2 separate regions of the Homo sapiens genome follow, and region 2 is linked to region 1. A link is a loop called in an ENCODE intact Hi-C map of the cell type or tissue named here. Cell type or tissue: K562. All regions are shown on one strand. Each heading gives the region's core, and the rest is flanking DNA. Links, peaks and the distances in the headings are about the cores only. Region 1 overlaps AFG1L (AFG1 like ATPase). Region 2 holds the start of AFG1L (AFG1 like ATPase).

Region 1 (16,436 bases), core at 4,808-12,807:
GTTCAGTCTTTTACCAATAAGCATATTAACTAAAGCTTTTTAAAAATGTATTTAATTGTTTTTATTATGGTAAAACACATTACATAAAATTTACCCTTTTAAACATTTTCAGTGTATAATTCAGTAGTATTGTCTGTTCACATTGTTGTACAACTATTACCACCATCTATCTTCAGAACATTTTTATCTTCCCAAACTGAAACTCTGTGTCCATTAAACAACAACATCCTATTCTACCTCTCTCCCACATTTTCCACATCCCACCCCAGACTCCCCTGGCCTGGCAACCACCATTCTACTTTCTGTCTTTATGAATTTGATTATTCTTCAGTACCTTATATAAATGGAATCATATAATATTTGTCCTTTTGGGTCTGGATTATTTTACTTAGCAAAATATCTTCAAGATTCATCCATATTATTGTGTATTGCATATGAGTTGGATTCCTTTTTAAGGCTGAATAATATACTTGGTATTCATGGGGGATTGGTTTCAGGATGCCCTTGGATACTAAAATTTGAGGATGCTCAAGTCCCTTATGTAAAATGGTGTAGCATTTGCATATAAACTTTGTGTGTTGTCCTGTACACTTTAAATCCTCTAGATTACTTATAACAATGTAAATGGTACATAAATGCTATAATAGTTGTTATACTATATTGTTTTTTGTTTATGATGATGATTATTATTATTTTGAAGCAGGGTCTCGCTCTGTCGCCCAGGTCCTGAAGTGTAGTGGCGTGATCTCAGCACACTGCAACCTCCACCTTCTGGGCTTAAGCGATCCTCCTGCCTCAGCTTTTCGAGTAGCTGGGACTACAGGCATGCACCACAATGCCCAACTAATTTTTATATTTTTTTGTGGAGATGGGATTTTGCCATATCACCCGGGCTGGTCTCGAACACCTGGACTCAAGTAATCTGCCTGCCTTGGACTCCCAAATTGCTGGGATTATAGGTGTGAGCCACTCCACCTGTTCCTTATATTATTTTTTATTTTAAAAAATATTTTTGATCCACTGTTGGTTGAATCTGGGGATGTAGAAACTAGATACAGAGGGCCAACTGTAACATTTTATGTATATACCACTTTTTGTTTATCCATTCATCCATTAATGGATGTTTGGGTTGTTCCATCTTTTGACTATTGTGAATAATTCTGCTGTGAATATTGAAGTGTAAATATTTGTTTGAATCCCTGCTTTCGGTTGTTTTGTGCATATACTCAGAAGTGGAATTGCTGGATCCTATGGTCACACAATGTTTAATTTTTTTTTTTTTTTTTTGGACACAAAGTCTCTCTCTGTTGCTTAGGCTGGAGTGCAGTAGCACGATCATAGCTCACTGCAACCTTGAACTCCTGGGCTCAAGCAATCCTCCCATTTCAGCATCCTGAGTAGCTGGGACTACAGGCATGCACCACCAAACCTGGCTAATATTTTAAATTTTTAGTAGAGATGAGATCTCACTATGTTGCCCAGGCTGGTCTTGAACTCCTAGGCTCAAGCAATTCTCCCTCCTCGGCCTCCCAAAGTGCTGAAATTATAGGCATGAACCACTGCACTTGGCCTGTGTTTAATTTTTTTGAAGAACTGCCATACTGTTTTCCACAGTGACAGTACCATTGTTATTCTCACCAGCAATGCACAGATTCCAATTTTTATACATCCTTGCTAACACTTGTTATTTTCTTTTTTTTTTTTAATAGTCGTTCTAATGTATGTGAAGTGGTATCTTGTAGTTTTGATTTGCTTTACCCTAATGATTAGTGAATGCATTTTTGGTTAGATAATTCATGACTTTATTCTGAATCTATAAGTATACTACACTGCATGCAGCAGAATTTGAAACTTTATTAACTTTTCTGGGTAAATATAATTATTTAAAATCTACTGCTAATCACTATATCAAGAGATACTGTACTGAATATTTTTGCAATGAATGACTTTCCATCAAAGTGACTTCTTTATTAAAAAAATGTTTGGTGGATTGTTTTTTCATATACAAAAGCACTCTGACATTCAAATGGCATGGGCCCAGTGTCATCTTGTGGCTTGAAGGAAACCCAAAAGATAAGACTTAGATCTTCCTACTTTCTGAAGTGCCTTTGGATTCTAGTAATTGCAAAGGAATTACTAGACAGGAAGTGATCTTGTGGTGGTGGGAGATGGGGAAGCAGGGAGGATGTGAGACTGGACTAGCACATGCTAGCCTGGCTTACTGAGGAATGCCAGGTACAAACTGAGCTTGGGCCACTGACCCGAATGCCCTAGGCTTTCTGAGAGGGAATAAGGCATTTTATGCTACCTGCATTAAATGCTCAGGCTGTTGGATATTCAATTACAGTAGTTTCCCCTTATTCACAGAGGATAGTTCCAGTGGATGCCTGAAACCTCACATAGTACTGAACCCTATGTTTTTTTTTTGTTTTTTTGTTTTTTAAGATGGAGTCTCTCTCTTGTCGCCCAGGCTGGAGTGCAGTGGCACGATCTCACTGCAACCTCCGCCTCCCAGGTTCAAGCTATTCTTCTGCCTCAGCCTCCTGAGTAGTTGGGATTACAGGCACCCACCACCATGCCCAGCTAATTTTTGTACTTTTAGTAGAGACAGGGTTTTGCCATGTTGACCAGGCCTGTCTCAAACTCCTGACCTTAGGTGATCCACCCACCTTGGCCTCCCAAAGTGCTGGGATTACAGGTGTGAGCCACCACGTCTGGCCTATATACTATGTTTTTAACAGAGAAGGCCACTAAGTGACCAACGAGAGGGCAGTGAATACAGTGTGGATATGCTAGACAAAGGGATGATTTATGTCCTGGGTGGGATGGAACGGGGTGACATGAGGCCTCTTCATGCTACTCAGGATAGCCACACAATTTAATATTTATGAATTGTTTATTTTTGGAGTTTTCCATTTAATATTTTTAGACTATGGTTGATTGTGGGCCTTGAGTAACTGAATTCTCAGATAAGAGGGTTCTACTACTAATGCGATTGTAGTCATTAAAAGTTTTAGAGTGTTGAAAATTAGATAATTTAATTACAAGGATTGACTGTATCAGAATTTCCTCAAGTAGGCTTTATTTTGAGAGATCTATTTTCTCAGCTTTTTAAAAATAGAAGTGTTACAATTGACAATTCTCTAGCTCTAATCTACATATATGATTCATGTTCAATATTTATGTTAGATACTAATCTTTATATTTCATCTTTCTTCTCTTTTTTTTTTTTTTGTTTTGAGATGGGGGTCTCGCTATGTTTCCCAGGCTGGTCTTGAACTCTTGGGCTCAGGCAATTCTCCCATCTTGGCCTCCCAAAGTGCTGGGATTTTAGGCATGAGCCACTGTGCCCAGCCTCTTATTTTTCATTTTTGAATTTTCCCATAGTGCCTAAAACAGTTCCTTATGCATAGTAATGACCCAGTAAATATTTAATTAAGTTATTTTATTTATGCTAGTGTCTTTTGGAAGAGAAGACTGTAAATCTTGCCAGTTTATGCACATAGTTTTCAGGGGGAAATAGCCCGTGTAATGTTAACTAAATGTTGTATTTCCTATAAACAGGATTTTAACAGAAAAGAGTAATATTAACATTTTATTTTTAGCTAGTTTAACATACAAAGTAAGCTCCCCCTTCTAAAGAAGTGACATAGTCTTCAGCTTCCTAGCGGAAGAGTATGGTTTCATTATCTCAAAGCTAATGAACAATCATTACAGCAATCAGTACATACTATTTAATAGTATTCTTAAAATTTTTTTTATTTTTAAGGTACAGGAAAAACAATGGTGATGGACATGTTTTATGCTTATGTGGAAATGAAGAGGAAAAAACGGGTTCATTTTCATGGTTTCATGCTAGATGTGCACAAAAGTAAGCAATGATCTGAAAGAAGTGATTTTTTCAGTGGGGAAACGCTACAAAATGGTTTTCTTCATTGAATGAACATATACTCTTTAAAAATTAGATTTTTGCTTGCAGTAAGATTTTATTTGGTTCCATTTGTTTTGTGCTATGTTGAAACAGTCAGTAATGTGTCCAGAGTTGGTCCTTAAGACCAATTTAATACTTTCAAATCAGAGAACAGAGATTGCTGTATGAAGCTCAGGCATTTTCTGTTTCTACTAAGGGCCAATAAAAAAATGTTAAAAATGCACCTGTTTAAATAAGTGATTCTTGATTAGGCCCTTTACTCTGTGTTACCTTAGCATGTAGGCATTCAGTTTGAGTACGCATGTAAGCTTTATTGCTTTGCTAGTGATCTTACGTTATTTCACTTTTGCATGATTTGTTTACCAGCTGCACTGTAACCTCCCCAGAGCAGGAATCATGTGTTTTTTTCCTCTAATACTTGTAGCATTTAGTACACACATAATGAATGAAGTGGACTGGCCTTAGTGTATTAGGCTAGAGATAAGGGTGCATTTCGATTGCATATGCTAGACATAACATGCACTACTTGGGCAGGATCACATCCTCTGCTCTCATCCCTGAAATAAAGGACTAAGGTGGATGTGTTGATGCATCTAATCACTTGTCTATTACCTTGTCATTTCTGAAATGATTAAAGAGTAGAAATGAAATGACCTTGAAGTTTCCTTACAACTATAAGAACATAATAATATTTGAACCAACTTATTTTGTAGAGAAAATGCAAACAATTTCAATGATCAAATTTGATTTTACATGGAGTTTAAACTTAATTTTATGTCCATACTAAAGTTTCATTTAGAGATTTTAAAAATATGTTATAATTGTCTAAAAAGTACTAATATATTTCATCTGTGTTTAATTTCATGCATTTAAGGAATACATCGCCTTAAACAGAGTTTGCCAAAAAGGAAACCAGGATTCATGGCTAAATCATATGACCCAATAGCTCCCATAGCCGAAGAAATCAGCGAAGAAGCATGTCTCCTATGTTTTGATGAATTTCAGGTAAAGTAGAGATTTTTCATAGATATAGAATGGTATATTGAATGAGGTATGAAGATTTAAATTTTGCTCCTGATTTTATCATTGGTTTATAAGGTGATTTGACACATTATCTCTTACTGCTTCAATTTTACTATCTAGTTCAGGAGCTGGCAAATCACAACCTGCACAGCTGCACAGGGCAAATCTGACCTTCCTGTTTTTTTATGGTTAGTGAGAAAAGAAGAGTGTATACACACATACACACACACATGCACGTGCACACACACACACATATTTTAAGACACAGGGTCCTGCTCTGTCACCGAGGCCCAGGCTGGAGTGCAGTGGCATAATCAAAGCTCATTATAACCTCAAACTCCTGGGTTCAACTTCCCGCCTCAGCTGAGTAGCTGGAACTATAGGCTCATGCACCATACCTAGCAAATTTTTAAAAACAATTTTGTAGAGATTAGGTCTCATTATGTTTCCCAGGCTGGTTTCAAACTCCTGGCCTCAAGTGATCCTCCAGCTTCAGCCTCCCAAAGTGCTGAAATTACAGGCATGAGCCATGACACCCAGCCAAGTTTTTGTAATTTTAAAGGTAGCTGAAAGAAGAAGAAGAAGAAAAAGAAGAAAGTACAAAAGAGACCCTATATGGCTTGCAAAGCCTAAAATATTTACTATTCAGTCTTTTATACAAAAAGTCTGCCCACCTCTAAATTTTGGTCGATGACTGTACATCTCCCCTACACCACAAAGATAATGTAATTATTATAAAACAATGTCTTTAAAGATGTTTAAGTATTTTTAAAAAGTGTTATATAAAGAACAAGTGATTCATCTCATTTAAGCCTCACAACATATGTATCTGTGATAAAGGGAGGGAATTGCCTTAGTTGAACTTTTAAAGTTTCTCTTAGTTTTAGGATTCTCTGAAATTATGCGTTTAAATTGGTAGTGAGTTATTTCCTGTTCTTCTGTGTTTTATAATCTGGATTAGTGGGAAGATGATATGGCCAAGATGCTTTTATCCCAAAGCATGCATGATTGGTCTCCTTTAGCAACTGGTACACATAGCTAACAATAGTCTAGATTTATGATGGAGGGGAAAGAATTTTCACCAGCAATGCTGTTACACTAAACCATCTGGGGAAGAGGGATCTTTGCTTCTTTCTGCCTTCAGTCATAATAAGACAGACTGGACTCACCTTTGTATTTGGAACTGCAAAGGTCTTCCAAGTAAAGGCTTTATGGAAAAGAACAGATGCTCTCCTGCCGCTCTGAAGAGGCATACTAACCACATCAATGTTTTGCAGGAGAAGGGCCTCATTGAGTCGTTTGAAAAAGCACTGACTTAACAGTTATGCTGCTTTCAAGAACAAAAGTCAGTGGTGAATCAATAGAGGCCATTTCTCTTGATTTTCCATTACTAGCCTTTTAACCAAATATCTCTAAATAAAACTGAACTGGCATAGTTACAATTTTGATTAAGGTATTGAAGTTAAATTTTTAAAGAGGTTTATTAATACCTAGCCTTTGTAAAATGATCCGTAGTTTACAATGTGTTTTTACATCCTTATCTCATTTAATTCTGCAAAATAGTTGATATCTCCACATGGAGATGAGAAATCTAAAGGCATTAGAATTTCCTAGGTATCATGTAAAAATCATTACCCTTAATTTTAAAAATGTAGATTTCAAAACTTTCAGAGAAATGATTGGCTTTTTTGTTTTTATTTTTATTTTTTTTGAGATGGAGTTTCACTCTTGTTGCCTAGACTGGAATGCAATGGCGTGATCTTGGCTCACTGCAACCTCTGCCTCCTGGGTCAAGCGATTCTTCTGCCTCAGCCTCCTGAGTAGCTGGGATTACAGGTGGGCGCCACCATGCCCAGCTAATTTTTTTGTATTTTTAGTAGAGACGGGGTTTCACCACGTTGGCCAGGCTGGTCGCGAACTCCTCACCTCAGGTGATCCACCCGCCTCAGCCTCCCAAAGTGCTGGGATTACAGGTGTGAGCCACCAAGCCCGGCCTGATTGGCATGTTTTTATGGCATAAGCGTATTGGAAGGCAAGACTAAGAAGGTTAGGATGCTATGAAAATCTGGCTGTGCAAAGCACATGATCCTGAAGAAGATACAGAGCAAGCAGGGCAACTTGCCCAGTCGGTGCAGCAGACATAGTGTCTAGGGCTCATGATACTTTTAGGGATCAAGAAAATATTATAATTTCTTTTAAAATTTGTGGACATAAATGAATATATCAATAATGACTCCAGCCTGTATCTGTCTATTTTGTATTATATTTGTCCTTATACCAACATAGTCGTAATGTTTTTTTAATTGAGGATGGGGCTTATGAAAGTAAAAGTTCCTAGGGCTTACAAGAGTCATAATGCCACCTTGATAGTGAAGTCCTACCAAAAACCTGCCTGGTTGTACTGACATACGCCATTGGGTTTAGATTTCGAAAGGTTGATATATAACTAGAAAGAAGGAAACAAAAACAACTGTCAGAACACTAATGTTCCAAATGAACTGAGTCTTGCAAAGAAATGCAGGCCACAGAAAGGATTTTTCAGATTACATGTTGAGTGTAAGGGAGATCCAGGGGAGACAGGCTCTTATAAAATGCTGCTTGCTGATGGAGAGAAAGCAGATGTGATAGAGATCCCTGTTATTGCCTGCCCTGTCCAGATTGCTTTGATATTTATTCATTCATTGACTTATTCATCTCAAGGATGCCTTGAAGGCCCTTATTCCGTATCACAGGACAGGGCCCTATCTGTCCCATAGCTAAATGGACCATGCCTGGACAGCTGATCTATAAGTAGCTAATCCACAATCTCCTCAGCAGCCTTGGACTTGTATGGTGTGGCTTGGCGAATGGGCCAGTCGTAGACCCTCTCTATTGAATTTCAACTAAATGGCACAGAGGGAAGCTCTTCTTAGTAATGAAACAGAAACAAAGAAATATAGAAAGTAATGGAGCTCCAGTTCCCATAAGGTGCCATCAGTATTGTCCCCATCCTGGAGTTTCAAGTAAATCTCTTTTCTTCAGCTGGATCTCCAGTGCCTATTTCTTACAAACAGTCTTGATGAGAATAGAACTATTCAAGTCATATTTTGCTCCCATCTGCTATGTGAAGACGTATTTCCCTATGATCTGTAAAAGATAGCATAAACATTGGTAAGAAGTACTGTGAGGAAATGTCACTTTCCTTAATATGAAATCTCTTACCTCCAGTGGAAGAATTAATCGGTGAGCTAAAGCCCAGGAAGAGAAAGATGAGGTATCTGCTAGGAATGCTTTTGGCCACAGGAAACAGAAAACCCAACTTAAAAGGGCTTGTACTCTAACGGGGAAATATTCTGTTATATAAGGTAGTGTCATTTTCCTTGCTCAAACCCTTCTGCTTCCTCTCTGACCTTGTCTCCTACAGGTTCAGCCTCACTCATTGCTTCCTACTGTTCCCAATACTATTTTCTTCATAGATTAAGGAACCGCAGTTAGTAGTTGGGTATTATACCAACTACTTATTTCTTGCAGGGCTCTGAAGAAAACATGCACAGAGATGACAAAACAAGACAATACCAAATTGATTGCTTTCATTTGATCCCAAATTTTAGTGTAGCATTTTTTTTCTGTTCCCAATTATTGCATAATATAGCATTCTTGTATGTTAGAGTTGACAACATGGGAGACCCTATTCCCCTGAGCAAGTTTGGCCTGAATGTCCTAGAATGCAAAAATGTTAATAGTCTTGCTCTTTTATTTCCTTTACAATTCCAACTTGAATCTTGGAGATTACTGCTGCACGCAAGAAAAGGCTGATATCTGCATATACCCAGTGTTAGCAGAGCCAGAGAAAGTGAAAATATAAGGGCAAGAGTGTGCCCCCTAAGGGAAGAAGTGATCTCTGCTAGTTTCAGTATCCTGAACTGTCTTCTACAGGTCTTAAAGAAGTTTCTCCAATACACCAAAATTAGATGATCACAAGTCCAAATCTCTACTTATCCCCCTTCCCTAAAACTCAAGAGGTTGAAATATACTCCAAAATGTTGCTGCACCAGCACTCTGATCCCCACCATCCACACAATGTATAATGAACAAGCAGAGCCTTTGCACTGGGGATTCTTTCTGCACAGAGTGGTCCCTCTGTTCTGAGAGCCCCCAGCTAAATTGGGGTTCCAGCACCAGAGCGGCTGGCAACCCTGCCCTAACAGGAAATGCAGGGAGCTGGACATAGGTGTTTACAGCATGCCTTTCACAGGGTACTTCTTTCACCTGGAGGATGGCCTAATGCCTGGTTGTCTGACCCATGACCAGGGGGTCCCTCACACAGGAAACTTGTTTATACTGGCATATGCCTTTGTGGCTCTTCTCTGACCTATGTCCAGTTTATGCCTGTCTGACCATTGCTCTGGCACTGGGAGCCTGATCTTGTGTTCTTCCTGGCATCCCAGAAAAATCCTGGCCTGGCGCAGACCCTGGTTCTTCAGATGGAAGGTGCAAATCAATACACCACTACAATAGAAAATAAGTTCAAAGATTGATTATTTACAGATGCTGGGCAGGGAGGGAGCAATGAGTCAGAAGGCCAGTCTTTCGTCTCTGGTCACAGGAAGCAGTAATGAAGAGTCAGGCAGAGAGAGAGAGTATGGCAACTAGCAGCATGCGTGTATGTGTGTACTTTATATATATGTAGGAATAGGACGGGGTAACTATGTTTGTGAGCAAAAGCCTGAATGGTTCATTTAAAGTAAAGGAAGCAGCAGGAAAAGTGAGGAGCCCCATCTTGTAAGCAAGAGCTATGCCTCTAAGCTCTTATCTCTGGCCACAGGCTTGAGCCATTGGGTTCTACTTTTAATGCCTAGGCAGCAACCGTTGCTGTGTGGTTTCCCTCACACCCTAACATATTCCTAAGAGGAACTCCCTCATTTCATCATATCTTTGCTCAATTACCTCCTTAACAAGGCCCATCTTAACACCCTATTTGAAATTGCAGCTTACCGTTGACCCCCACACTTCTGGTGCCCCTTACCCACCTTTTTTCCCATATCATATATCACCTTTTAACATATTATATGTAATTTACTTATTTATTGTGTTTATTGTTTATCTGTATTCCCAGAATGTAAACTTGAAGGCATGAATCTTTATTAATTGATGTCTCAGGTTTCTAGGACAGTGTCTGAGAATGAATGAATAAGTAGTGAATAAATAAATGAATGAATGAATGAATCTAATACCAAATGAAAACTGTGGAAGTGGTTCCCATATTAAGTCCCACTCCCCTTACATATAATAGCATTTCTCAAGCAAAATCAGCATTTACAGAACCCAAGGTATATTATAACTTCAACCCACATTTTTTCCTGTCATCATTCTGAATTATCTGAACATTTTTGTCTAATTGAATACATAAAAAATGGTGTCTTGTTTTAATTTGTATTCCTTTAGGAAATAATATGGTTGATTTTTTTTCATGTTTGTTTACATGCTTGTTAAATCCATCTTTTATGAACTATTTGAGGTATTGCCCATTTATTTATTAGAATGCTTATATTCCATCTATTATATATGTTCTATAATATTAGTTACTGTTTATTGAGTGTTTTTCTATGTGCCTGTGTTCTTAATAACTGTATAATGCTAAATATAATTCTAGCTACAGCTAAAATTCTATGTAGCTATACATTAATAATACAGAATTATATTAATACTAGCATATATACCATACATAGGTAATAGTCAAAGTTAATGGTCTCTCATTTCTTGAGAGTTTACTTTATGTCTCATAACAATATTGCAAGGTAAGTATTATTACTGCTTTCGTTGCATTGATGAGGAAATTGAGGGTCAGAGAGGTTCAGTAACTTGACCAAGGTCACACAACTGGTAACTAACAGTTTAAGTCCAGCACTAATGCTCTTGTTTACCAGTAACAGCTATGCTATACATTTTCCTTAGTATATAAAGTCTTGTATTATGTGTTTAAATATACAATTCTAGAGCTGGGTGGGGTTTTGGTAGATGTTTTAGTGATGGAACCTAAAAATTATCCTTAAGCCTATTAAGCCTAGTACAATACTTGCTGATTTATTAAAAAAGAGTTTTTAAGGCACTTTATTCTTAGTGACAGTATATCTACAATCACCACTTCACTTTTAAAATGGAATCGTATTAGTAGCCTTGATTTTTAGCTAGTTATTATTGGCCTTTAGGTAGTGTTAATTAATATAATATTTATTTTACTAGGGAGACGAATGGTAATTATTGCTGCTTAAAAACATGGATATACTCCTTTTTTGTGCTCTTGAATTTAAGGAATTTTAAAGATTATGTTTTGGTAAGCATTCAGATTACACTTGCAGAATGCTCTTCATTAGTTTGGTCTTCCTTACTAAGTGTAGAATTTCAGCTTTTTTTAACTTTTAGTTTCAGGGGTGTGTGTGCAGGTTTGTTATATAGGTAAACATGTGTCACAAGAGTTTGCTGTACTGATTATTTCGTCACCCAGGTACTAAGTCTAGTAGCCAATAGTTCTTTTTTCTGCTCTTCCCCCTCCTCCCACCCTCTACACTCAAGTAGGCGCATTTCAGTTTTACCTGAGGTGTTAGATACACGATTCTTACCTTGGTTGAGAAATGTGTTTGGATAGTTTTTTTTTGTTTGTTTTTTGTTTTTAACATGTGTTTTGGTTGGTGAAATAAATAATAGCTTATCTTCAGAGTTTTCCTTAGGATCTTCATTATGTCCTCTTGGAATATTTATGTTACATGTTAAACTGTTTATGATTCTGAAGACATCAGATTAGTGAGGAAAACTGATTTTTAAAAATGTTATTTCTTCATATCTCTTCTGAGAGGGACACTAAATAGATGTTTTACTAATATGGGTCCAGAAAAAAAAAAAAGAATTCTGATGAGCAGAAGATCATGCAAAATTCTCCTCTATCAGCTATCAATATCATTTAAAAAATAGGTTTAACCATTTTTATGAAGCAGGAAGAAAGCTATTAAAAACTGCTAATAAAAAATAGGTGCTTATTTTTGTGCTAATCCTAATTACTGATAATGCATGCTTATGTTTGTCACTCATTATATGGCACTGTACCAATCAGTGGATGACTGAGACTCAAGCACTCACACATGTAAATTAACCATTAGATTTTTTTTCTTTTTTACTTAAGTGAGTCATAATGGAAAGCAACTCTAGGTTATAAAAAAATCTTTTCTCTTTAATGCTAATGAAATGTCTCCACTCTCTGTATTAGCAGACTACCCTTATTGGTAATCTGTAGCCTTCTCTTTTGTTCGTGGTGGTAATGAAATGCTGGGTACTGAAAAAGCCAGCTCTCCAAGAATGTGTGGCCAATTGTCTTCTGTTCACTTATACTGTAAAATTACCGTTCCCCGGCAAGGCCGAACAAGTGCGGGGACAAGATCAAAAGAGTATACATTGGCACCCGGCTACAGCAAGTGACTCCTGCTTTATTAATTAGTCATAGCTTCTCCAAGCTAATTTACTCTGATAGGGCAAAAACATTCTGAAATATAAAAACAGCAAATTATAACTCAACTACAAGCCTTTACTGTTTGCTTTCTTCAACTTTCAGTTTAAACCTTTGCATTATGTTACAAGCTAAATGTCCCTTCAGTTTTCTAAACCTTAGGGCACAAAAGCTATTTTACATTTTTTTCAAAGACATTAATCATACAGTCAAATGACCATTTTTATTCTCTAAAATCGGGTAAACTTTCATTGATACTGTTCTTTTAAAAAGTCAGTGTATTGGCAATGTAATTTAAAAGTGCAGTTGCTATTAAAATGTGCAAGCTCGTTCTGTCCTCTCATCAGAAATGCCACTGGTGTTCAAGCATTTGAAAAGGACTTTCTCTGTCAGTGTTTTTGCGGAAGCCAAATTTGACAGTGATCCTAAACTCCAAATTAAATAATATCAGCACCACTTTCCTTTTCATTTAATCACCATTTTGAAGTTCCTGAAGTCTTTTTAATGTAAGGAATCTTTAGCAGTTTTTTAGTTATAACCTGAGACAGCCAAAAAAAAAAAAAAAAAAAAAGTACATCTCTATTTCATGGTTTTGTTGTTTTCAGGTGGGAAAGAAGATATTAGCTGTAAAAAGAAAAGTGATTTAGACCTGTGCAACCCAGGTTATTGTTAATTGCATTATAACCATTCGGTTTGTAACTTTTAGTATTTTGATTTAATTGAAAGAATTCACCAATTTTTATGTCCTCTAATGGGGTTTAAAAATAACAATGTACTATATCTTGTGGATATATGTAAAGCAAGTTGTACTGAGATTATTTGAAATGTGCTATCAAAGAAAGATCAAAACATTTTTACATTGGGAGTATCTAAAGTCCATGTTATTATATACTTAGGGGAAGTTGCAATGATTGATGTCAATCTTCATTACACATTTATTTTTGGAGTCAACTTCTTTCCCTTCTTAATTGTTGTCTTTGTGAATTTTAAAAGCCTTTAGAAAAAGTTACATCATTAAGCTTACTTCGTAATTGTGAATTTAAAAAATAATTTTAGAAAAGATCAATAAACCTAACTTGGATGGAATAGTTTCATCTGTATTATGCATTTCTTGTATTGTCACAAGTTATTTTTTTAAGGGACTATATTAGCCATTCTTGAAAGGTGGTTTTTTTTGTTTTTTTTTTTTTTGGTAGAAGGAATATTTGTGTTTGTGAAGGTTAGCAGAGGCTGGCTGTGCTGGAAGTGACTGCAGTGCCTTTTGATTATTCATGGACAGTAATAGAAGGCACTTAAAAAGAACAATGAAATTGCTTATTTTTGTGATGGGCCATCTGTTGAATTGTTTTGTGCAACAATTGCACAATAGTATCTATGTCATATCATTCTATTTTCAACAGCAGCTGATTATGTCTCACTGGCTACTTGTCCTTATTTCTAAAGGCCCATGACCATTTAAAGTCACCTTTCCAGGGACCTTTGCCAGAAAGGTATTAGAAATCTCAAACAGCCTGTGTATTTTATTATTATTATTTTTTCATCTCTCTTTTTTGAGGGGGTGTGGGAAGCGGGTGGGAAGAGGAGGAGGGTGTTGGTCATGTTAGTTCTAATTAATTAGACTTCCTAAATGTTTAGGACAATTATCTATGCTTTCCACCTGTAGTTCTATAAAAGAAGTTATCATAGAACCATTTGGTAATTTGTGTAGAAATGATAGGCTTGCAAAAAAGAAGAGTCAAGTTTAAAAGACTGCTATACAGTGTTTCATGCTTTTAATTATCTACTCTTTTCTTCATGATGATAATTAGAATTTTTCTCTTGGAATTTACTTCCATCTTAAAAAAAAAGATGATCCACTAGCAAATTTGTTACAGCAGAAGTGAAATTAAAATAAAACAAATGTGTTGTTGTCAATAGGTCACTGACATTGCTGATGCCATGATTCTGAAACAGCTTTTTGAAAATCTGTTCAAAAACGGGGTCGTCGTTGTGGCAACATCCAACAGGCCACCGGAAGGTAAAAACAAACATTGTGCTAGTCTCATCCAATTAGGTGGAAACTAACAAGCTTTTAAAAATCCATAATTTTGAACTAAATGTATTGTGTTAATAAATCTGATGACTTTGCTTATTATTAGTTTTATAACTGGCTTAATCTGAAAAATCAGTTGGTATTTGCATTTGAAAAGTTTTGTATCCTTAGCAAGCTAAATCCAGTTGATTCCCATGTTTGGTGCACTTGCTGTTTTTTTGTTTTTTTTTTTCCCTAAATATTAGATATGTCATATGTGCTTAGCAAAAAATGCAGGCCTTTTGGACTGCTTTTTATGGCCCATAAAAGAAACTCAACCAAATGAAAGACGAAACTCATAATTAAATTTTAGAAAAAGACCGAAAACTTGCTTGCATGAATAGTTTCTAATACTTCACTTAAATTATCATTTCTAAAAAAGCACTTGTGGCTTATTAGGAAAGTACTTAAAAATTAAAATACAAGTAATATTTAGATTAAAAACAACAACTTTAAAATCTTGCATCTTTCAGCCCATCACGTGCTCAGTTAAAGGTCTAAGAAACCACAAATATTTCATGAGAGACTTAATGGGAACATCTTTCTGCCTGGAGTGCTGTTTCTCCAGATATCTGCATGGCTAAGCCCTCACCTCCTTTGTCTTTGCTCAGAAGTTACATTGCCAGTGAAGCCTAGACTTGTCTCCCTGTTTGAACCTGCAACACATCCCTTTCTTCTTGGTGCTGCTTCCCTTTACCCTGCTCTCTCTTTTACCCATAGCACTATGGACCTACCATATAATTTACTTATTTATTATATTTATAGTTTATTGTCTGTTCCCTTCCAGGATACAAAAGCTTCATGAGGGCAGTGATTTTTATCTCTCCTGTTCTCAGATGTGTTCTCAGCACCTATAACAGTGTCTTACACATAGATGGTTCTCAGTAAATAGTCTTAGAATGAACATTGGATGATTGCATGTTTTAAAAAGATCTCTCTGGCTGCAGTGTTGAGAATAGAGTGTGGGTATGGGGTTTCAGGGTTAGAAGTAAGGAGACCTTTTAGGAGACTACTGCAGCAATCCCAAGGGGAGGGGAGGTGATGGAGCAGTAAAGTGGTGAGAAGAGGGCAGGTTCTGGATGTACTATATAGGCAGAGTCAGCAGGATTTACTGATGGAATGGAGCTAGAGTATGAAAAAAGAGAGAGGGATCAAGAGTAACTCAAAGGTTTTGGCCTGAGCAATTGGAAGGATAAAGTTGCTGTTTACTGAGATGGGGAAGACTACAGAAAAAGCAGATTTGGTTAGGGAGGTGGAGGTAGGGGTTTCTGTGGTGACAAGGGGGATACATATAAGAGTTTGGACTTCATTGGAAAAGTCTGGGCTGGAGATATACATTTGGAAGTTATCAGTCCTCAAGGAGGCAGGAAAGAGCAGCTGGTGAGGTAGGAGGAGAACCAGGAGAGTGTCAAGTGAGGAAAAGAAAAGTAGTACAAAAAGAATTGATGATTACTTCTGTTAAGTGCTGCTACAAGCTGAAAATGAGGTTGAGAATTAACCATTGCAATTAGTAACATGGAATTCATTAGTGAGTCTGAAAAGAGTAATGCCATAGTGGGAACTTTTTTTTTAAAGTAAGCTATGCCACATTGATGGTGTATATTGAATTTTAAATTGCTAACAGACCCAGATCTTACTATGTAGCCTGCTGTGAAACTAGGTCTCTCTCATTCTATGTTTGTGTAGTGGATTTCTTTTTCTTCTATTACATTTCAGCTTATTAGTCTTATGTTGTTCCATTTTATTGATTTTTATTGAAGTATTTTTTATTTTTATTTTTGTTTTTTGTTTTTATTTATTTATTTTTGTTTTGCAAATGGAGTATGTTTGAAGTATTTTTGAAGTATGATTCTAATATAATTTTTTTTTGGCTATCCCTACTATGACATTTATACATTTGATAATCATATTTCTATGTCTTTAGCCATTCCTTA
Region 2 (16,436 bases), core at 5,358-13,357, 66 kb before region 1:
TCACGAACGAGGTTAGGAGTTTGAGACCAGCCTGGCCAACATAGTGAAACCCCGTTGCTACTAAAAATACAAAAATTAGCCACGCATGGTGGCACGCACCTGTAGTCCCAGCTACTCAGGAGGCTGAGGCAAGAGAATTGCTTGAACCTGGGAGGCGGAGGTTGCAGTGAGCTGAGACTGTGCCATTGCACTCCAGCCTGGGTGACAGAGTGAGACTCCCATCTCAAAAAAAATAATAATAATAAAAAAGAAACTAAATAAAGGTTTGAGCACTGGACTTGGCTTCAAATATTCTGTCTTTGGCCAGTCTCTAGTTATGAGTTAAACAACGTTTCAGTAAAGGGGAAAAAAGGTGATTTTTGTTGTAAGGTTAGCAAAAGAATAAGAAATGGACTGCTTGTAGCAAAATCTATACTTTGTACACATTTATAAATCTGTATTACTGAAGTGTGTACATCTTGGTTAGAAGTTACATTTCTCATAGTTAATAAGGTACTTAGGTATATTTGTTTATTTAGTTTGTTTAAATTAAGTAACCTAGTGCCTATAGTGCCAGCTACTTGGGAGGCTGAGGCAGGAGGATTGCTTGAGCCCAGGAGTTTGAGGCTGCACTGAGCTATGATTGCATCACTGCACTTTAGCCTAGGTTGACAGAGTGAGATCTTGTCTCTAAAAAAAAGGAAAAGAAAATAAATTAAGTAACCTAAGTTATATCTTTGGTTAAGGATATTTAAAATACAAATGTTTTGAATTTAGAAGCTAGATATTTGACTCTACTTGAATGTAGAAACTAGAAGTTATTATGTAATGGTTTCCATGTGAATTTATTTATTTATTTATTTAGTGTAGAGATGGGGTCTTGTTATGTTGCCCAGGCTGGTCTTGAACTCCTGGCCTCAAGCAAGCCTCCCACCTCTGTCTCTCAAAGTGCTGAGATTACCAGCGTGAGCCACTGTACCCCTGAAATAATTTCTTATGTATCTTCAAATGGACCACATTGTTTTTCATAGCTCTAAAGTGTTTCTTTGTTAAATTAGAAGAAATTATACTTATGAAGAACCACGTGTAATGGCAAATAAATAAATAAGCAAATGGAAAAAAGGGCTCTTGGGTTGTGTTTCAATTACTTCTGTAATATTGAATTTAATGGTGTTTTAAAAAATTAATCTTTAAAATGGATCCACAGTATGGATGTTCCTAAAGAAATTAGAAACAGAACTACCCAGACTACGGTGGCTCATGCCTGTAATCCCAGCACTTTTGGAGGCCGAGGTGGGAAGACTGCTTGAGCCCAGGAGTTTGAGACCAGTCTAGACAACATGGCAAACTCCGTCTCTACAAAAAATACAAAAATTAGCCAGGCATGTGGTGCGCACCTGTAGTTCTAGCCACTTGGGAGGCTTATGTGGGAGGGAGAATTGCTTGAGCCCCAGAGGTCAAGGCTGCAGTGAGCCAAGATTGTGCTACTGCACTCCAGCCTGGGCGACAAAGTGAGACCCTGTCTCAAAAAAAAAGAAAGAAAAAGAAAAAGAAAAAAACCCCCTCAAAACCACAGAACTATCATATAAACTGGGAATCTCCCTTCTGGGTGTATACTCAAAGGAGATGAAACCACCTCCTCGTAAAGATATCTGCACTCCCATGTTCTTTGCAGCATTAGTCACAATAGCCAAGATGTGGAGACAACCTGTGTCCATAGACAGTTGAATGAATAAAGAAAATGTAGCACGTGCGTGCACACACACACACACACACACACACACACACACTGGAGTATTATTTTATTTTTTTGAGAAGGAATTTCACTCTGATTGCCCAGGCTGGAGTGCAATGGTGCGATCTCAGCTCACTGTAGCCTCCGCCTCCCGGGTTCAAGCGATTCTCGAGCCGCAGCCTCCCGAGTAGCTGGGATTACAGGCATGTGCCACTGTGCCCGGCTAAGTTTGTATTTTTAGTAGAGATGGGGTTTCACCATGTTAGCCAGGTGGTCTCGAACTTCTGACCTCAGGTGATCTGCCGACTTCGGCCTCCCAGAGTGCTGGGATTACAAGCGTGAGCCACCGCACCCAGCCTGGAGTATTATTTAGCATTAAAAAAGGAGGAAATCCTGCTATTTGTAGGATGGACCTGGAGGACGTTATGCTAAGTGAAATCAGCCAGACATAGAAATAAAAATATTGAATGGTCTCACTTATGTGTGGAATCTATTTTAGTTTTCTTTTTTCTTTTTTGGCTAGTTTTTGTATTTTTGTATTTTTTGTGGAGGTGGGGGTCTCCTTATGTTGCCTTGGTTGGTCTCAAACTCCTGGGCTCAAGCGATCCAGCTGTCTCGACCTCCCAAAGTGTTGGGATTACAGGTATGAGCCACCGGCCTGGCCTTAATTGTTTTATTTTATTTTTGAGATGGGATCTTGCTCCGTCATCCAGGCTAGGGTGCAGTGGTATGATCATAGCTCACTGCAGCCTCGAACTCTTGGGCTCAAGGTATCCTCCTGCCTCACCCTTCCAAAGTCCTGGGATTATAGGCAGGAGCCACTGCACTCAGCTTAAAATTTTAAAAAGTTCAAACATACAGAGATAGAGAATAAAACGGTGGTTACTGGGGTGAGGTTGGAGGTTCAGGGGAGGAAATGAGGTGATGTAATTCAAAGGATACAAAGTAGCAGATCTGTAAGCAGTCTATAGTTAATAAAATTACACAGTATTTGAGATTTTTTGCTAAATAAGTAGATTTTAGCAGCTCTTGTCACAGAAAAATAACTGTGAGATGACAGATGTTAATTTGCTTCACCATAGTAACCATTTTACAATTATATGTATCCTATAACATCATTTTGCAAACCTCAAACATATACAATAAAATTTACTTAAAAAATTAAAATGGGCTCAAAATCTTAGAAGCATCACTTATTTCATGAAGAAGGTAAAGTAATCTTTTCTTTTTGCAGATAGAAAATAAATTTTGTATTAAGACTACTCATTTAGTCATTTAACAAACATTTGAGTTCCTTATAACCTAGGTACTACTATAGGCCCTGGCGACATGGCAGTGAACAAAACAGACATAAATCCCTGCCATAGGGAGCTTAGATTCTAGGAAGAGTAGTAAGAGCAGGTAATAAGCTAATAAATTAGTAAAGTACATATTATGCTAGATGGTAGTAACTGTTGTGGAGAAAATAAAGCTGGGAAGAAAGAAAAGGAGTGCTGGGCAAGATTGTAATTTCATATAGATAGTAGTTAGGAAAGGCCTTAACTAAGAAGGTGTCATAAGGAAGTAAAGACAAGAGGAAGTGAGCCAAGTAGATATTTTGGAGCAGAGCATCCCAGGCAGAAGGAACAGGACATGCAGAAGCTTCAGGAGTGAGAAGCTGGCTTGGTGAGTTCCAGGAATAGCAAGAAAGCCAACGTGCATGGACAGAGATGGGACGGGAGAATGGTCTGAGATGAGATCAAAGAGGTAGTTGGTACCCTCATCATGAGACCTCATAGGCTGTTTTGATAACCGAGTGGCAGGGTAAGCCACTAGTAGGTATTAAACACAGGAAAGTAATGATGCAACTTAGAATTTTAGAAATTATATATGGCTCTTGTAACCGCCCAATGGTTTCATTTTGTCCGCTGCCCAGATAGAGTCGATTTATCAAGACAGGGGAATTGCCATTAGAGAAAGAGTTTAATTCATGCAGAGCCAGTTGAACAGGAGACCAGAGTTTTATTACTACTCAAATCAGTCCCCTGAAAATTCAGAGACTAGGGTTAAGGATAATTTGGTAGATAGGGGGCCAGGGAGTCAGGAGTGCTGATTGATTTACTATCACTCAAATCAGTCTCCCTGAAAATTCAGAGACTGGGGTTAAGGATAATTTGGTGGACAGGGGGCCAGGGAGTCAGGAGTGCTGATTGATCAGGCTGGAAATGAAATCAAAGGGAGTCAAAGCTGTCCTCTTGTGCTGAGTCAGTTCCTGGGTGGGGACCACAAGACTAGATGAGCCAGTTGATTGATCTGGGTGGCACCAGCTAATCCATCAGGGTCTGAAAAATATCTCCAGCATCAATCTTAGGTTTTACAGGTGATGTTATCCCTAGGAGCAATTGGGGAGGTTTAGATCTTGTGGCCTCTAGCTGCATGACTCCTAAACCATAATTTCTAATCTTGTAGCTAATCTGTTAGTCCTACAAAGGCAGTCTGGTCCCCAGGCAAGAAAAGGGTTTGTTTTGGAAAAGGGCTATCATCCTTCAAAGTTAAACTATAAACTAAATTCCTCCCAAAGTTAGTTCAGCCTATACCCAGAAATGAACAAGGACAGCTTGGAGGTTAGAAGCAAGATCAAGTCGGTCAGATCTTTCACTGTCATAATTTTCTCACAGTTATAATTTTTGCACAGACAATTCCCCTGTGTGGAGAACAAACTGTAGGGGTAGAGAGTGAAAGCAAGGAGACCAGTGACAAGGCAACTGCAATAATCCAGGAAGGAGATGATAGTGACTTGGATCAGAGTTGGTGGTAGCAGTACTGGCAGTGAAACATGATGGAATTCTGGATAATTTTGAAGATGAAGCCAACAAAATTCACTGAAGGACTGGGTGTAAGGTGAGAGTGAATGGTGAAAGCAGAGGATGATTCCTGTGATAAATGGTTTGACCTACTGGAAGGCCAGTGTTGCCATCTACTGAGATGAAGAAGGCTACAGACGAAGTGGTGGAAGTGGGAATCAATTACTAGGTCCTTTCCTCCCTAGGGAGGTGGCTACAAGAAGAGGAACAAGAGTATTGAGGAAGGCCGGGTGCGCTGGCTCACGCCTGTAATCCCAGCACTTTGGGAGGCTGAGGCAGGAGGATCACAAGGTCAGGAGATCGAGACCATCCTGGCTAACACGGTGAAACCCTGTCTCTACTAAAAACACAAAAAATTAGCCAGGCTTGGTGGCAGGTGCCTGTAGTCCCAGCTACTCTGGAGGCTGAGGCAGGAGAATGGCATGAACCCAGGAGGCAGAGCTTGCAGTGAGCTGAGATCGCACCACTGCACTCCAGCCTGGGCGACAGAGTGGGACTCTTGTCTCAAAAAAAAAAAAAAGAAAAAAGAAAGAGTATGAGGAAATGGTGAAATGGTATCTTGGCTGCTTCATGCCAATGGCCTATTCCATCTGCAGTCTGTCTCTGTCAATGGCTCAATGGCATCCTCTAAAATGGCAACCTCATGAACCTGGAAATGGAAAATCCCAATCACCCATATTTATTATGAATTACCATCTCATTTATTTAGATCCTACTTGAAAAATATTTTTCTTTTGCCTTTAATGAGTTTCGTGAATTTGCTACTTGATGTTCTGTAGCACTTTCTTCTACTTAAAAATTTCTGCTGGGCACAGTGGCTCACACCTGTAATCCCAGGACTTTGGGAGGTTGAAGCAGGCTGATTGCTTGAGTCCAGGAGTTTGAGACTAGCCTGGGCAACATGGTGAAAGCCCATCCCTACAAAAAATTAGGTGAGTGCATGGGGCATGCCTGCAGTTTCAGCTACTCAGGAGGCTGAGGTGGGAGGATTTTTTGAGCCCAGGAGGCAGAGGTTGCAGTGAGCTGAGATCATGCCACCGCACTCCAGCCTGGGCAAGAGTGAGACCCTGACTCAAAAAAATTTTTTTCCACTGTTTTCAACCTTAGAGTGCATTCCTTATTTCTACGATTCTTGGATATCATGAATCTGTGTTGTCCTAGGCATACCCTTATTTTATTTTATTTAAAAAAATGTTGGCCAGGCAAGGTGGCTCATACCTGTAATCCCAGCACCTTGGGAAGCCAAGGCAGGTGGATTGCTTGAGCCCAGGAGTTTTGAGACCACCCTGGGCAACATGGCAAAATCCTCTCTAATAATACCAAAACAAATAGCTGGGCATGATGGCGTGCACCTATAGTCCCAGCTACTAGGGAGGCTGGGGTAGGAGGATCACCTGAGCCTGGAAGGCAGAGGCTGCAGTGAGCCGAGATCATGCCACTGTACTCCAGCCTGGGTGACAGAGTGAAACCCTGTCTCAATCAATCAATCAATCAATCAATCGATAGAGATGGGGTCTCGCTATGTTTCTCAGGCTGGCTGGCCTCAAGTGATGCTCCCACCTTGGCCTCCCAAAGTGCTGGAATTATAGGCATGAGCCATGGTGCTGGTCCTGTTCCTTATTTTAGGCTTGGATATTATTCTTCTCAATTTCTATTTACAATAATTTCTGATTAACAGTTTGTGTATACTGTATATATTATCTCATTTAATTCTCACAAAACCTGTGAGGTAGCCAACATAGAAACCACCCTAATTTTATAGATAAGAAAAACAGGCTGGGCGTGGTGACTCAAGCCTATATCCTCAGTATACTGGGAGGCTGAGGCGGGAGGAACACTTGAGGGGCCTGGGGAATATGGGGAGAACCTGTCTCTACAAAAAATGTAAAAATTTTAGCCGGGCATGGTGGCACATGCCTGTGGTCCTAGCTACTCGGGACACTGAGGTGGGAGGATTGCCCTCTTAAGCCAGAGAGGTCAAGGTTGCAGTGAGCCGAGATCCCACCACTGCACTCCAGCCTGGGTGGCAGAGAAAGACCCTGTCTCAAAAAAAAAAAAAAAAGAAAAAGAAGAAAAACAGAGAGAGCTTGAATTAGTGACAAAATCAGAGCTGAAATATAACTCCTGACTCAGTATGTTTTCTATTGACCACTTTCTTTCTTATTTCCTCATTTCTTTCATTGTATTTGTCCTTCTCTAGACTATTTTAGTTTGGTTTTATGCTTAATATTAGATGCCAGAGCTACTTGCCATTTTCTCTAGGAAGATTTTTTAAATAAGGACAAGAAAATACCTTGTAATTTTATGACTTATTTCAAATAGTTTTCCTGACAATGTTAAAAAATTTTTTCAGGCTAATTATTTTGTTTAATTTGTTTTAGGAATTGCAGGAACAGCAGGATTAATGTTTTAATAAAATGGTTTACAATGGCTACTTAGTCTTCTGGTCATTCTCTTGACTACATCAATTATAATATAATTGAATACATCAATTACAATCTAAGTTATTAAGTTAATCTAAGTTATTTCCCTCTAAATTAGCTTACATTTGTACAAAATAAAGTTAATTTCCTAAGTTTCTACTTGCACAACCATGTGAAAATTTCCTGTAGGTCTTCTTTGGCATCAAATTATCCATGAGTGCTTATATCACCTCCATAATTATTAAGCTGTTGGAATTTCTAATAAAGGATAATTTCATTGGCCAAGGCAAGTGATTTTTCGGAGCAAACATAATGAAATCTAAATACTCTCTGAGAGTCTTTTGAGTGTGATAAATACATATGCAAGTCAAGGGAGAAACAATCAGATTTTTCAAAAGGTCTTTCACAAAGTGTCACACCAAAAATTAGCAACAAAATAAAAAAAAAATCACCATAGTATGGAAGAACAGTTTGTCATGTCAGGCAGTGGAATTACAGAGAGAAGATAAATAGTACGTGTAAATTGGCTTATTTTGACAGATACAATCAAAATAATTTTTTCCATGAATGATTTGACCAAGTTGGTAGAGACGTCTCTAAATTATTATACCGTGCTACACTTTCTCTTTCTTGTTTCTTTGGAATCCCTCTTCTAGTGTGGACCAACTGTCTGACTTCCTAGAGTTCTTCTTAGTGTAGTCTTTTCATTTGTTTTCACACAACTGAAGTTTCTCCTTCCTATACTCCAGACTTTCTTGCCTGCCTGACTTCACTGTATTCCCTGTTCTTGGAAGGTCTTTATCTCTTAAAAGTTAAGCTTGTAGTGCTTGCTTTGGCAGCACATATATTAAAATTGGAACGATACAGAGATTAGCATGATCTCTGCGCAAGGATGACACACAAATTCGTGAAGTAGTCCATGTTTTTAAAAATTAAAAAAAAAAAAGCTTTAAAGCTTGGGATGGTGGTTGGCACCTGTAGTCCCAGCTACTGGGGAGGCTGAAGCAGGAGGATCATGTAAGTTCAGGTGTTCAAGGCTACTATGCACAATGATGGAGTCTGTGAATAGCCACAGCACTTGGGCCTGGGCAACATAGTGAGGCCACTTCTCTTAAAAAAAAAAAAAACAAAAAACAAAAAAACAAAAGTTGAGTTTTTAGAAGGCCTTTTTGATTTACCAGCCAAACTGCTCTCTCATTGATTCCACAACACTGAATTATCTTTTAGCATGATCTCTGCGCAAGGATGACACACAAATTCGTGAAGTAGTCCATGTTTTTAAAAATTAAAAAAAAAAAAGCTTTAAAGCTTGGGATGGTGGTTGGCACCTGTAGTCCCAGCTACTGGGGAGGCTGAAGCAGGAGGATCATGTAAGTTCAGGTGTTCAAGGCTACTATGCACAATGATGGAGTCTGTGAATAGCCACAGCACTTGGGCCTGGGCAACATAGTGAGGCCACTTCTCTTAAAAAAAAAAAAACAAAAAACAAAAAAACAAAAGTTGAGTTTTTAGAAGGCCTTTTTGATTTACCAGCCAAACTGCTCTCTCATTGATTCCACAACACTGAATTATCTTTATTTTTAAAAAAATTTATTCTAAAAGTCTTTGTATTTTGTTCCCTCCCCCTTCCCCCTTCCCCTCCCCTTCACTCCCCCTTCCCCTCCCCTTCACTCCCCCTTCCCCTCCCCTCCTCTTCTCTTTTCTTTTTTTGAGACAGAGTCTCGCTCAGCTGCCCAGGCTGGAGTGCAGTGGCACGATCTCGACTCACTGCAGCCACCCTCTCCCGGATTCAAGCGATTCTCCCTGCCTCCGCCTCCCAAGTAGCTGGGATTATAGGCACCTGCCATCATGCCGGCTAATTTTTGTATTTTAGTAGAGACAGGGTTTCACCATGTTGGCTAGGCTGGTCTTGAACTCCTGACCTCAGGTGATACGCCTGCCTCAGCCTCCTAAAGTGCTAGGATTACAGGCGTGAGCCACCGCGCCGGGCCTTCTCTTTTTTTTTTTTTTTTTGTTTTTTTTTTGTTTTTTTGAGACAGGGACTCACTCTGTCTCCCAGGCAGGAGTGCAGTGGCACAATCCCAGCTCACTACAGCCTCCACCTCCTGGACGCAACCCCCACCTCGGCCTCCCTAGTAACTAGGACTACAGGGCACAGGCCACCATGCCCAGTTTTGTATTTTTTGCAGAGACAGGATCTCGCTATGTTGCCCAGACTGGTCTCAAACTCCCGGGCTCAAGCGATTCTCCTGCCTGGGCCTCCCAGGCATGAGCCACCTAGCCCGGCCTGTATTATCTTTTCTGGAATTCATCTCGCTTACTGGATTGCCAGCCTCTTCTGGACAGCAATTTGTACTCCTAATTCGCTTATTATAGTATGTCAAAGCATTTATTGTTTAATCAAATTAGGGCAGATCAATGAGAAGTTACCCTTCGGATACACTGTCCCATGACTTCTCCGTCCACCGACAGTCCTTCTTAGGCCCTTGGCTTTCCCATGCCACTTATACAATCTTTCAAAACATTTGAGTGCGTACCATTTATATTATTCAAATACGAAAAGGGAAAGCGGTAGGCGCACATTTCAGGTACTCGTCAAAGATGAGTTGGACGCTGGAGATAAAATAAAAAATGGGCCTACCATTTAGGGAGGTGTGACGAAGTGACACCACTCTTCCGTTAAAACCCGAGGGCCCATTGGGTCACCTCCATTTTATTCAGGTTTCGGAATCTCGGTCATGTGAGCTAACTTAAAAGGCTCAAGAGTGGTTACCTGCCTACCCGTCATAATCACTTCCCAATTCCTTGAAAACTTCGGGTTCCTCGGCCGGCCGCCAGCGCCGGGCGGAGAATCGCCCTCCCTCCCACTGCCCAGACTGGAGCTGCCTGTTCCGTTCCACCCCGCCCCACCCCACTGCATGCTGGGAGTCGTAGTCCCGGCTGGCAGCGTCCGGAAGGACGGGAGGGCACGGGAGTGCAGCCCGCCCATGTGGCTACTGGAGGTCACGTTCCCTAACTGATCCCTTGGTTCTCTCGGGTGGAGCCTTCAGCGTGCACGGCGGGGTTTGACTTTGCCACCGTCTCTCTTCTGGGTTCCAATAAAGTTTTCCTCTTCCTCTCCTCGTACGGAGTTCAAGATGGCGGCCTCCTGGTCGCTCTTGGTTACCCTGCGCCCCTTAGCACAGAGCCCGCTGAGAGGGAGATGTGTTGGGTGCGGGGCCTGGGCCGCCGCTCTCGCTCCTCTGGCCACCGCCCCTGGGAAGCCCTTTTGGAAAGGTCAGTGACTGTGCCATGAGTAGTCCGAGCCGACTGCATATGACTGGAGAAGCCTCTGGGATTACCCTCCCTGTCCGATCTACCCCAGGTGTCTCCTGCTTTCACGAAGCTGAGGGCTCCTCGAGAGGAGTTTCCATTTCTCTTGACCTTTTATACTGTCTGTGAATGAGCCCTGAGCACTGAGGGAAATGACCCTGAGTGACTTTCATTTTGAGGGTCAGAGGTTGACTCAGAGTTTGTTCCTTCCGGGACGTTTAGAGAGCTGAACCTAGTGGGAGTGCCTGGCTTGAAGAGATGCAGGTGTGGGGTTGGGGCCTGGGGACCCCTACCCTCTGCGTTTTCCAAGCTCTCGGGGCTGGTGACTGACGGGCACTGGAGGAAGAGCCGCGCCTGGGACCTCTGCAGGCCCTGATGTCTCTCGTGATTCTAGGAAGGAAGGTCCACACACATTCTCAGATTGAGGGATCGATTCTTGGTGTTCTTTTCAAGTCACTAGGGGCTTCAGTGGAATTATTTTGTCACCGGGCTTTCTTTCTCCCTGGCTTCCTTCATTCAGTTATATGTTCATGAATGAATGAATGAATGTATATTCTGAGTAACCAAGAGTGCCAGTTTTACTGCTCTATTCATGTATTCGCACTAAACTGCACGATTTTCAAAGGCAAGGACATTGTGTCATTGTTTCCTAAGCACTTAGCGCAATGATTGGTACTTGACGTGCAAATATGATTTTTGAGTGAATGAATGAATGAAATTATTCTCCTTGTCTCCCTCATCCACATACTCGTTTTCCTTTTTCTCAAATCCAAGCAACCCCTGTAATATACCTTAATAGATTGATAGACCTTAATAAGGTATATACCTTAATAGATTATTTATTAATTTAGCTAAAAATATGACAATCTTTGACCCTTATCATCAATGCAGTTGAAATTAATACTAGAACTTTGATTAGGTCACCTTACGTCTTTCTGCAAAGATTAGCATAATGCATTTAGTATAATGGAATAGGCTCCACACACTGCCTGGGGGTAGCCCTGATCTGCTGGAGTAGTCGTTAAAAGTAAATAAATAAATAAAGATATAATGGAATATTCTGGTAGTGTAAGCTGTGGATTATAATATAAATTTTATTTTTCATTTTTGGTAGTCAATAAAAGCAAATGCTATAAATTTCAACAGGTGCAAGAAAGAATATGGCAAAATGTAAGGCTTTTTTCTATCCCTATCCCTTAGCTGCTTAGTTTTTCTCCTCAGAGGCAATCTGTGATACTAGTTTCTTATGTATTCTTCCAGATATATTCTGTGTATGTATAAGCATATACATATATAGATAATGGTATTAAAAAAATAGAAGTAGTAACATGCTGTACACATTGTTTTGTGTATACAGCAGTTAATTCTGTTAATTGTTAATTTCTTTTTAAATTTAGTAGCTTGGAGATCATTCCATATCAATACCATATCAATTTCATATGAATAGAACTGCCTCGTGTTTTAAGTTTTAAAAATAGTATTCCATTCTATGTATATACCATGATTTATGAACATTAAAGATTTAAGGAGCATCATTATAACATATAAAATTCACTGAATGCTTATTCTGTGTCATACAATATACTAAGTACTTTCTACATACATTATCTTATTATTCCTCATTATCCTCATTTTGGAGATCATGAATCCAAGGTTGCTGAAGTTATATGGCTAGTAAGTGTCAGAACTGGATTCAAGTGAAGGCTGTGCTATTAATCTATACTCACACTTTCTCCAATACACAAAATTTAGCCAATTCTGGGTGTGAAGATTTGATGAAAATGCAGTTAGGTTAGAGGTCCATTTAATTGTATCTAAGGACGCTCCCTTCCCCTCTTTATTTTTATTTTGTTTATTTATTTATTTTTTTGAGATAGAGCCTTGCTCTGTCTCCCAGACTGGAGTGCAATGGTACAATCTCGGCTCACTGCAACCTCCACCTCCTGGATTCAAGCAATTCTCCCTGCCTCAGCCTCCCTAGTAGCTGAGATCACAGGCACCCACCACCACGCCTGGCTAGTTTTTGTATTTTTAGTAGAGATGGGGTTTCACCATGTTGGGCAGGCTGGTCTCAAACTCCTGACCTCAGGTGATCCGGAGCCTCGGCCCCCCAAAATGCTGGGATTACAGGCGTGAGCCATGGTGCCCTGCCCCCATCTTTAAATAAAAGGAAAATTTTAGTTGAAATTTTGTTCAGTATTCAGAGTCTGATTTACAAATCGATTTTCTATCCCTTTCCTGTTTTTTTGGGGGGGTACATTTCTATTTTACCTTCATTTTTCATCTTTTGAAGTCTACTATTTAGTACAGTGTAATGTGGCTGGGTGTGGTGGCTCACACCTGTAATCCTGGCACTTTGGAAGCCTGAGGGAGTAGGATCACTTGAGCTCAGGAGTTTGAGACCAGCCTGGGCAACATGGCAAAACCCCCTCTCTATAAAAAATACAAAACTTAGCCGGGTGTGGTGGTGCACGCCTGTAGTCCCAGCTACTTGGGAGGCTGAGGTGGGAGGATCACTTGAGCCCAGGAAGTCGAGGCTGCAGTGAGCTGAGAGAGATGGCGTCACTGCACTGCAGGCTGGGTGACAGAGTGAGAACCTGTCTCAAAAAAAAAAAAAAAAAAAAAGGAAAAGTGAATGAACCTGAGTTCTAGCCCTTGAATAGCCCATAGTCTTGAGAGGCATATGGAATTATGGTAGCCAGCATTTGATGAGCCCCTTCTGTGTTCTAGGCACTTTGCTTGCAGTTTCTGTTTCATAATTTAATCTTCATAAAACTCTATAAAAATTATTGTCTTTATTTTATAGATGAATAAACAAGGATGGTCACCCAACTTGGATTTTAAACCCAGGTGTTTTTGCTTCAGAGTCACAAACTTAACTGCTATTTGTACTAGCTTTTTAATGTAACAGTGAACATTAATAACATATTGTACCATGATCTAAGCCTGTTTGAAGTGTTATAAGACTGCAGAGGAGGAAGCAGCTCTGCTTGGAGAGGGGAAGAATTTTTTTTTTTTTTTTTTTTTTTGAGACAGAGTCTCGCTCTGTCACCCAGGCTGTAGTGCAATGGTGTGATCTCTGCTCATTGCAACCTCTGCCTCCTGGGTTCAAGCGATTTTCCTGCCTCAGCCTCCTGAGTAGCTGGAATTACAGGCGCCCGCCACCACACCCAACTAATTTTCGTATTTTTAGTAGAGAGGGGGTTTCAACATGTTGGTCAGGCTGGTCTTGAACTCCTGACCTCAGGTGATCCACCCATCTTGGCCTCCCAAAGTGTTGGTATTACAGGTGTGAGCCACTGTGGCTGGCCAGATTTTTTATTTTTAGCAAAAGTGTGGATGTGAGCTGTACATGGCCCTTATTGGTTTATGGTCTCTGAGAGAGCAGTTAGAGATGAAGCTGTAAAGGTGGGCTGATGTGGTTGAGAAGAGTCTCTTACAGTATGTTAAGATGTCTAAGCTCAGTGGGACACTAGTGGAAGTTTCTCAGGAATAGAAGTGATCAGATCTATTTTAGCATGATTTCTCTTGTGGCCACCTGAAAAACAAACCAGAAATGCCTGGATGGGAGAATACTGGAAGCTGGGTGATTATTTAGGAGGAAGCTGAAGTAGATAGAGTGTTAGGGAGTGGTTTAGGGGCTGAATTACTGCTGTGGTGAAGGAGAGCAGGGCAGCTGAGGGAGGGAATTCAGAGACACTTCTTTGATAGAATTAACATACTTGGCCAGGCACAGTGGCTCATGCCTGTAATCCCAGCACTTTGGGAGGCTGAGGCTGGCGGATCACCTGAGGTCAGGAGTTTGAGACCAGCCTGGCCAACATGGTGAAACCTCGTCTCTACTAAAAATACAAAAATTAGCTGGGCGTGGTGGTGCATGCCTGTAATCCCAGCTACTTGGGAGGCTGAGGCAGGAGAATCGCTTGAACCCAGGCGGCGGAGGTTGCAGTGAGCCAAGATCACACCACTGCGCTCCAGCCTGGGGGACAGAGCAAGACTCCATCTCAAAAAAGAAAAAAAAAAAAAATAAATTAACATACTTGGACATACTTGGAAGAGACAAGGAAAGGGAGGAGTGAAGGTAAATTTAGGTTTCCTATTGCAGGTGAAATAATGACATAATAAGTAAAAAGTAAAACAATAAAAAAGCAATTGAGGTTTCTGAGTTTGGGCAATGTAATCAAAAGAAACAAAACAAAAATGAAACTAAATGATAGGGCCAAAGGATTTTAGAGGGATATTCAATATGGGGCTTGTTAAATTTGAGGCATTTATTATAGTTCCAGGTAAATAAGTCTAGTTAGTTGTAGGACACTTGGGGATCTGAGACTAAGAAAGAAAATATGAGGTATTGGGAGCCATGAGAATAGAAGAATGAGCCTGGGAATATATGTGTAGGGTGAAAAGAGCCTGTGGCTTGTGCCTGAAATCCCAGCTACTCATGAGGCCAAAGCAGGAGGATTGCTTGCGGCCAGGAGTTTGAGACAAGCCTGGGCAGCATAATGAGACCCTGTCTCTAAAAATAGAAGAGAAAAGAAAAGAAAAAGCAAAAGCTGAGGGCTAGTGCTTGAGGAAACTTGACATTTTGTGAGCAGAAGAAGGGGGCCTCATAGAGTGGTCTTAGGAGACTAGGAGAGAAGCCAGGGAGGGAAATGTTTATAGGTTTTCTAAAACCTAAAAATTAGCATATCTGAAATTCCATTTTCTTTAAGCTAGCCTTAGAAATTAAATGTATTTCATAGAAGCAAGGTAATATGAGGATCACATCTTATGATTTCTTTTTATTATGCTGACAATATAACAATATTATATTTTTAGGTGCCTCTATTAAATGATGATTCATATTTAACTCCACAATCTCTTTAGTATACATACATAGGAGTTTATTCCCTATTAGGGTTTTTTTTTTTTGAGGTGGAGTTTTGCTCTTGTCGCCCAGGCTGGAATGCAATGGTGCAATCTTGGCTCACTGCAACCTCTGCCTCCTGGGTTCAAGCGATTCTCCTGTCTCAGCTTCCTAAGTAGCTGAGACTACAGGCATGTGCCACCACTGCCCAGCTAATTTTTTTGTATTTTTAGTAGAGACAGGGTTTCGCCATGTTGGCCAGGCTAGTCTGGAACTCCTGACCTCAGGTGATCTGCCCAACTTGGACCCCCAAAGTGCAGGGATTACAGGTGTGAGCCACCAGACCCATCCCCTGATTAGGTATTAATGTGAGTAGAACTAACCCTCCTATATATGAATTGGTATAGTTTATTTTTTATTTATTTGTTTATTTATACATATTTTGTTTCTCTTTTACATGTTACTTGCCAAGGTACAATTTATTAGTAGTACATATTACTAGTTAAGAAAATATTTGTCTTTGGACTTACTGTCTGTTTCCCTTAATACTCACTGGTTATAGCGTTTGAACTTACTTTTTTTTTTTTTTTGAGACTGAATATCACTCTGTCATCCAGGCTGGAGTGCAGTGGAGCGATGTCGGCTCACTGCAACCTCCGTCTCACAGGTTCAAGCGATTCTCCTGCCTCAGCCTCCTGAGCAGCTGGGACTACAGGCGCACGCCATCACGCCTGGCTAATTTTTTGTATTTTTAGTAGAGATGGGGTTTCACCATATTAGCCAGGATGGTCTCGATCTCCTGACCTTGTGATCCGCCCGACTTGACCTCCCAAAATGCTGGAATTATAGGCGTGAGCCACCACGCCCGGCCTGAACTTACTTTTAATTATCCAATTAGATGAATATCTTTATGTGAACTTATTTCATGTTTCTTGGATTTTTGTTAATATTTATTATATTAGAAAAGAATGTCATGCCTATCCCTGAGACTGATTATCTTTATGATAATGGAGGATTTTGTGGTGCTGGTGGGAGTATAGCAGTAAGGCCAACCAGGGGTCACTCTCATCGCCATCTTGGTTTTGCCTGGCTTCTTTACTGCAAGTTGTTTTATCAGCAAGGTCTTTATGACTTGTATCTTGTGCCAACCTCCTATCTCATCCTGTGACTAATAATGCCATAGCCTCCTGGGAATGCAGCCCACCAAGTCTCAGACTTATTTTACCCAGCCCTTATTTAAAATGGAGTTGCTCGAGTTCAAATGCCTCTGACATTTCCCCCCACTCCCTTTTACAAGG

What was found. Hi-C counts contacts between places; a loop is a spot of excess contacts. Peaks named below come from ENCODE experiments on the same cell type or tissue, not always from the same donor. Only the 100,000 strongest peaks of a DNase experiment are listed, where the experiment ranks them.
Region 2: a loop joins it to region 1, with 7 times the contacts of the local background. A loop is called at or near these places in 2 of 110 quality-filtered maps.

What each region holds. Positions count from the first base shown.
Region 1 is chr6:108,351,885-108,368,320 of GRCh38, forward strand. It overlaps AFG1L (AFG1 like ATPase), which reads left to right. Exons shown (of 13, transcript NM_145315.5): 4 at 3,770-3,871; 5 at 4,806-4,936; 6 at 14,349-14,448. Among named protein-coding and RNA genes, the nearest start is that of AFG1L, 65 kb to the left of the region's middle. RefSeq lists an enhancer at 13,491-14,033. In K562, for the core only: a CTCF peak has its summit at 8,825; a DNase peak (open chromatin) is centred at 9,777; H3K4me3 peaks cover 344 bases.
Region 2 is chr6:108,284,963-108,301,398 of GRCh38, forward strand. AFG1L (AFG1 like ATPase) reads left to right here and starts at 10,092. Exons shown (of 13, transcript NM_145315.5): 1 at 10,092-10,256. The coding sequence starts at 10,118. It also overlaps the pseudogene RNU6-1144P. RefSeq lists a silencer at 1-41 and enhancers at 1,611-1,710, 9,944-10,433. In K562, for the core only: a CTCF peak has its summit at 9,973; DNase peaks (open chromatin) are centred at 9,899 and 10,439; H3K4me3 peaks cover 2,313 bases.